2 separate regions of the Homo sapiens genome follow, and region 1 is linked to region 2. The links are chromatin contacts, found by Hi-C or POLR2A ChIA-PET in ENCODE. All regions are on one chromosome and are shown on one strand. Each heading gives the region's core, a stretch centred on a gene start or an enhancer-like site at or near the end of the contact. The rest is flanking DNA. Distances are from core to core; before and after follow the strand shown. Region 1 holds the start of LINC02610 (long intergenic non-protein coding RNA 2610). Region 2 holds the start of KLHL30 (kelch like family member 30).

Region 1 (3,564 bases), core at 132-2,631, 93 kb after region 2:
CTGGTCTTGAACTCCTGGGCTCAAGCGATCTGCCTAACTCAGCCTCCCAAAGTGCCGGGATTACAGGTGTGAGCCACCGTGCTCTGGCAAGAACAATGTTTTAAGAAGCATGAGGATGTTGAGTATCAAATGCCGCAAAGTTCGGGTGAGAAAACTGAAGAGTCTACTCGGCAATCAGGAGTTCATTGGAGACTCTGGCAGAAGTTTTCTATAGTAGAATGGCAGGAAATGTAGCCATACTGAAATTTTGTTAGGGACAAACAGGTGATGAGGAAATGAAGAAAATGAGAATGAAGACTGTTTTTAAGAAACTGGAGTGTGAAGAAAACAGTAGGACAATAAGTAAGAAACCTCAACGGGGTGTGAGGACAAGTTCCCCAGGATAAAGTGGATAAGATGGAGGTTGGCACTTAAGATTTGGAGCAGGTTCAACAGAGAGGAATGGCAAGGTTTGAGGGATGGTTCCTGACGTCTAAGGGCGCATTTAATATTCTTTCAAGGTTAAGGTGGGGCAAGATCTGGAGGAGAGAGGATAGTACCCCAAGTGTCATCATCCATTGACAGGTCAATAGGTAGTACAGCGACATGGGAACAGAGCAGGTGTGCACAGAAAGCATGGTTTCCCAGGGAGGGCAGTATTTTTCCATGAGGATGCAAGAGTGAAAAGCCTGGGAGATTCCACGAAGAGCTGAGGGGCTTCTGAGCCACAGCTTAAACCTTAACCCTCCTCCTCTCAGATACATTCAAATCCAAGTACTGATAATAATCTAGTAAGACCTGGGCTTCCCTGGCTACCGTCTATCAAGGAATGCCAGTGTCTGCCTCTGGGCAGTGCGCGTTGGATTTGGGTTCTCTGCGGGGTCTTGCTGATCTTAAAGACAATGCAGGGGCCTTGTGAGTCTCACCTCTGTACCCCCAGCACATAACAGGTGCTCAACACATTCGCGAGGGGAGCGCTGAGCAAAGCGGAGGCCCGGGTTCCCTCCTGGAGAAACCTGCTTCCCCTCCAAGGCCTCAAGCGTCCGCTCCTTCACTGACCTCAATCGTTGATTTCGGCTGCACTTCCTATCCCTGGGGGAGCTTTCAACGCTCCGCCGTCCAGGCCGCCGGGCCCCGCAGCCCGCGCCCCGCTCTCTAGGGCTGGGCCCCCAGGGGCTGGACGACCTCTCTCGCCTTCGCTTTCTCAAGCGTAAATCGGGCGGCGGGGGCTGCAGAGCCTTCATCTCTTCCTCCGTCCCGGGATGTCGGAGAGACGGCAGCCCAGCCTCCGCCACCGCAAAGCTGCTTAACGGGCAGCGCGAGTCCCTCGGGCACCGTTGGAGGCCGTTGCTCACCGTTGGGCAAGTGCTTTAAGAAGCACGAGGATGTCGAGTGTCAAATGCGGCAAAGGGCTCAGAGCTCGCCGCCAAGGGGCGTGGCCTCCGGGCCGCGGCGGCCTCTGGGAGTTGTAGTCCCGCCTCAACTTGTGGTGGCCTCTTTAAAAAAACAAAAAACAAACAAACAAAAAAACACTGGCGCTTGGGTCCGTCGCTGCCTCGGTGTCCCTGTCGGGCTTCCCAGCAGCGGCCTAGTGGAAAAGTAAAAGATGTCTGAATATATTCGGGTAACCGAAGATGAGAACGATGAGCCCATTGAAATACCATCGGAAGACGATGGGACGGTGCTGCTGTCCACGGTTACAGCCCAGTTTCCAGGGGCGTGTGGGCTTCGCTGCAGGAATCCGGTGTCTCAATGTATGAGAGGTGTCCGGCTGGTAGAAGGAATTCTGCATGCCCCCGATGCTGGCTGGAGAAATCCGGTGTATGTTGTCAACTATCCGAAAGATAACAAAAGAAAAATGGGTGAGACAGAAGCTTCATCAGCAGTGAAAGTGAAAAGACCAGTCCGATTTAATAGTGTTGGGTCTCCCATGGAAAACAACTGAACAGGACCTGAAAGAGTACTGTAGTACCTTTGGAGACGTTCTTATGGTGCGGCAAAGCCAAGATGAGCCTTTGAGAAGCAGAAAAGTGTTTGTGGGGCGCCGTACGGAGGACATGACTGAGGATGAGCTGTGGGAGTTCTTCTCTCAGTATGGGGATGTGATGGATGTCTTCGTCCCCAAGCCGTTCAGGGCCTTTGCCTTTGTTCCATTTGCAGATGATCAGATTGCGCGGTCTCTTTGTGGAGAGGACTCGATGAAAGGAATCAGCGTTCACATATCCAATGCCGAACCCAAGCGCAATAGCAATAGACAGCAAGAAGTGGAAGATTTGGTGGTAATCCAGGTGGCTTTGGGAATCAGGGTGGATTTGGTAAGAGTAGAGGGGGTGGAGCTGGTTTGGGAAACAATCAAGGTAGTAATATGGGTGGTGGGATAAACTTTGGTGCGTTCAGCATTAATCCAGCCATGATGGCTGCCCCCCAGGCAGTGCTGCAGAGCAGTTGGTGTACGATGGGTGTGTTAGCCAGCCAGCGAAGCAGCCAGGCCCATCGGATGATAACCAAAGCCAAGGCAACATGCAGAGGGAGCCAAACCAGGCCTTCGGTTCTGGAAATAACTCTTGTAGTGGTTCTAATTTTGGTGCAACAATTGGTTGGGGATCAGCATCCAATGCAGGGTCGGGCAGTGGTTTTAATGGCGGCTTTGGCTCAAGCATGGATTCTAAGTCTTCTGGCTGGGAACGTAGACAGTGGGGTTGTGGTTGGTTGGTATAGAATGGTTGGAATTCAAATTTTTCTAAACTCATGGTAAGTATATTGTAAAATACATATGTACTAAGAATTTTCAAAATTGGTTTCTTCAGTGTGGAGTATATTCAGTAGTATTTTTGACATTTTTCTTTAGAAAAAGGAACAGCTAAAGGAATTTTATAAGTTTTGTTACATGAAAGGTTGAAATATTGAGTGGTTGAAAGTGAACTGCTGTTTGCCTGATTGGTAAACCAACACACTACAATTGATATCAGAAGGTTTCTCCTGTAATATTTTATCCCTGGACTTGTCAAGTGAGTTCTTTGCATGTTCAAAATGGAAGCCATGAATTAGAACTACATTCTTTATTCCTTGTTTTAATTTGAACCCCACCATATGGATTTTTTTCCTTAAGAAAATCTCCTTTTAGAAGATCATGGTGTCACAGTTTGGTTCTTTTGTTTTGTTTTTTAACACTTGTCTCCCCTCAAACACAAAAGTACAATATGAAGCCTTCATTTAATCTCTGCAGTTCATCTCATTTCAAATGTTTATGGAAGAAGCACTTGGTTGAAAGTAGTGCTGTAAATATTCTGCCATAGGAACACTTCTGTCTACATGCCTTCTCATTCAAGAATTCGTCATCACGCATCACAGGCCGCGTCTTTGACGGTGGGTGTCCCATTTTTATCTGCTACTCTTTATTTCATAGAGTCGTATCAACGCTGTGAACGCAAGGCTGTGATATGGAACTAGAAGGCTGTTTGAACTTTTGAAACCTTGTGTGGGATTGACGGTGGTGCTGAGGCATGAAAGGCTAGTATGAGTGAGAAAAGGAGAGAGCACGTGCAGAGACTTGGTGGTGCATAACGGATATTTTTTAACTTGGCG
Region 2 (3,539 bases), core at 579-3,078:
GGATCTGTTTTGCGCCCCCGGTGTTGAGTTTCCCAGACTGACCTGTCATCTGAGGTGCTGGGGCTCCGAGCCCCACGACGGCTGCTGTGAGGCCTCCACACTTGGCAAGCAGTGCTGTTCCCCGAGCAGAGCCAGCTCCCCGTGACAGCAGCCTGTCATCAGAATCCCCTGTCCTCATTTCCTCCAGCCCGAGCCAGGACTGCAAACAAGGGGGACAGTACGGAAACCCAACACTCTAGCGCCCACCCCATAGTGGTCCTGGACACAGCGAGAGTTGGGGTCCTCCATGAGGGTCCCCCACACAACATGAGGCTGATGCCCAAGGCTGGGGAAAAACCCTGGGACAGTGTGGGACACGAGCAGGGGAAAGAGCAGGAGCAGGGGCCAGGCTGGGCTGGGCTACGGCTGGGCTACGGCTGGACTATGGCTGAGCTGGGCTGGGCTATGGCTGGGCTATGGCTGGGCAATAGCTGAGCTGGACTGGGCTATGGCTGGGCTATGGTTGGGCAATAGCTGAGCTGGACTGGGCTATGGCTGGGCTATGGTTGGGCAATAGCTGAGCTGGGCTGGGCTATGGCTGGGCTATGGTTGGGCAATAGCTGAGCTGGGCTGAGCTATGGCTGGGCTATGGCTGGGCCAGGCTGGGCTGTAGAGGAAGCATGGACTCAGGGAATCTCTATGGAAGGTAACCCTAAGGGCACCTTGCAGACTTGGCAGTAATTTGTAGGTGAGCTTCCCCTCCATAGGCTGTGTGCATCTCAGGACCAGGAGTGGGGTTCTGTCTCCCTGGGGGCCGCCTGGACCTCTCTGGTCTGTAAGAGCATTAGGACAATCCCTAGTAGCATCAAGAGGCCACAGCCAGACCCAATACTCCCCAGTTCCTCCAGGTCGCAGCACACCTGGAAATGGTCATACTGCTCAGGCCCACATGGCCGATGGGTAGAGGGCTGAGGGCTGAGGGCTTCTCTCCCATGCACCTGAAGTCCCTCAGCCACAAAGCTCTGCTCTGGTCACTGGTGTGAGAAATGTCCAGTGGCCTCTTGGGTCCCCAACTCAACCCACCTGACCTTGGTCAGGGCCTGTGGTTCTGAGCCCATTTCAGTCCCAGGCGTGAGAGCTTCCCCCTGCGACTACCGTGAACCAAGTGCTGGACGGGAGGCTGATAGTCCACTGCTGTATTTTTAGGTGACCCTGTTTCTTAGCCGTCCTGGGCAGCCCCGAGGCCAAGGCCATGGGGTAGCAGGGCAAGGAGCCCCAAGATCTCCCCTATCCACGCTAGCTGGGCGGGGCAACTGAGTGTGGCACCTCCCCTCTCTGGGCAAAGTTTCCCTACCGCCACCATGGACCCCAAGCTCGGAAAGCCTCTGCTGACCAACCTGTGCTTATTCATGATAATCACGTTTTCCCACGTGACAACAGAACAAGAGGACACATAGGTGCCGCTGACATCAACAGCGAGGGCAGCACCTGTCGGTGTCCTGGCCCTGGGCTGAGGGTCTCTGTGACCCCAGGCCCCCACCACGGGCTCCACTGTACTCAACTTGTAGACGAGGAAACAGGTGGGGAAGCTGCATCCCTGCCCCCACCAGCCAGCCCAACCGCGACAGCTTTCACCTGTCCTTGCCCTGGAGCCCTTCCTGATGTCTGTCCTAGGCCACAAGTCCCTGGAAGGCCTCAGTGGGCTTTCTGAGCTAACAGTCACCAAGGAGCCGGCATCTCACTCCTTCCCCCACCAGCCCAGCCCTCACTGCCTGACCCTCCCCTCGCCCTGCAGACAGAGGCTAAAAATACCCTCCCCACGTGGCCACCAGACCAGCCCTGCCCCGCCCTGCAGGCCTCCGTGTCCCCTGGCTGCCGGCTAGGCAGTCCTGCTCTCTCGGGTCTGTGTTCTCAGCTTCGAGGTCCAGGCTGAGTGAGAGGTAGGATCCAGGGGGCTCTGGGGCAGGGGACAGCAGAGAGGGCAGGGGGAACCCAGCCAGGAGCAGCGGGGAGGGTGGGTTAGGCCCCCGAGGCCAGGGATCACAGCAGGGTGCTTTGGAGACGCCCCCTGGCCCTTGCCAGCGGCCAAGCCAGGCTCCTCAGGGTGGGGGCTCAGGAGACAGGTTTCCCTCCATGTCCCAGCCGGAGAGGTGGGAGGGGGAGGCTGGGCCACCCCTCAGATGGCAGCCAGGGCCACTCAGCCACAGTCGCCAGCCTGGCTGGGCTCAGGCCTTTTGTTGTCCTGCCCACTCGGCTTCCTCACTCCGGGCCTGGGCAGGCACTGGGGTGAGGCTCTGAGACCCTCAGGAAGCCCCGACCCATGCAGGGACTGCAGGGTGACAGGTGTCAGCAGGCACCCCGAGGCCCCCAGGGGAAGTGGGGGCGCTCATGCGTGCCTGCCCATCGCCCGGCAGCAGCTGGCCCAAGGGAGCACAACAATGACGGGAATGTGAGGCCTGCAGGCGGTGGCCCAGGGACAGCCCTGTCACCTACTCAGGCCCCAGCTCATCTCCCGGCTGCCCAGGGAGGGCAGAGCCGCCTTCACCGGGGCCAGCGCCTCCTGGGGAGGGGCCAGGCAGGAACCCCATGCATGCAGTGTTGGGTGGGTACTTCGTGTACCGGCCGGGATGCTGGGGTGTGGGGCCCCGGCCACGTGAGCTGCCCTGTGCGCGAGCCCGGGTTGGTCCGCGAGGCCCTGTGGGCTCCCAGGTGCTTCCCCGCTCTGGGGTCAAGAGGTGGCACCGGGGTCGGGAAGTCGGGGAGCCCTAGCTCCCATCGCCTGCACCTGTACCTGCACCGTGGCTGCCCGGGCCAGATTCTTGGCCTCCTGGTTCTCCAGCTGAGCTTTGTCATTTCCATGCGTGGCGTTCCCACGCATTTTGTACCTGTGGACGCGCGGCCGCCTCTCCTGCCCGGGATGGCCCCGCGAGGCGCCCCCTAGCGGGCGAACGGCCTCTCCGCTGCGCAGCCTTTCGCCCTGGGGTGACCCGGGTCGAAGGCTTGTGCACAGACTTGATCTCTCCTAGGGATGGTTGTCTTAGGGTGCGATACCAGAAGGACATAAACCACATGCACATAATTACATGAGCCTGAAAGCGGCCTTGCTGACTTCAACCATGCGGGCGTGGTGACGCGAAACCCTCCAGAACGCTGCCTTTGGCTGGCCGTTTCTGTTTAGCAGCCTCCACCCGGCCACGTGGAATGCAGGGTTCAGAGCCTGGGCCCCCAAGCCTAGCTCTGAGTTCAAATTCCAGCTCCACCACTTCCTAAATGTGTGATCTTGGGCAAGTGACTGAAACCTTCTGTGCCTCAGTCTCCCCAGCTGTAAAAGAGGCAATGATTGCACCCACCCTCCAGGACTGTTGTGGGGCTGAGTGGTGAATGCACAGCTTCTCTGCATGCTTGGCACGTGGCCTGGCACCTGGGAGCACCGCGGGAGCAGGAGCTGCTGCAGCCCCCAAATGGCCTCCCCAGCAATGTGGGATCTGGGACGGAGGACGCCTCCCGGGAGTTTGGGTGTCTCCGGGGTCCCTGGGGGGTGGGCTCAGTGTAGCCCAGGG

What was found. Hi-C counts contacts between places; a loop is a spot of excess contacts on that map. ChIA-PET counts read pairs that join two places held with the same protein, here RNA polymerase II (POLR2A).
Region 1: a loop to region 2 is called in a map of gastrocnemius medialis, with 2.2 times the contacts of the local background. The contact joins the promoter of LINC02610 here to the promoter of KLHL30 in region 2. A Hi-C loop is called at or near these places in 2 of 168 maps with a recorded cell type or tissue (PC-9 and gastrocnemius medialis). POLR2A ChIA-PET finds 5 or more read pairs at or near these places in 1 of 52 experiments (K562).

What each region holds. Positions count from the first base shown.
Region 1 is chr2:238,230,296-238,233,859 of GRCh38, forward strand. LINC02610 (long intergenic non-protein coding RNA 2610) reads right to left here and starts at 1,382. Exons shown (of 3, transcript NR_026926.1): 1 at 1,039-1,382. It also overlaps the pseudogene TARDBPP3.
Region 2 is chr2:238,136,840-238,140,378 of GRCh38, forward strand. It overlaps KLHL30 (kelch like family member 30), which reads left to right and starts at 1,829. Exons shown (of 8, transcript NM_198582.4): 1 at 1,829-1,919.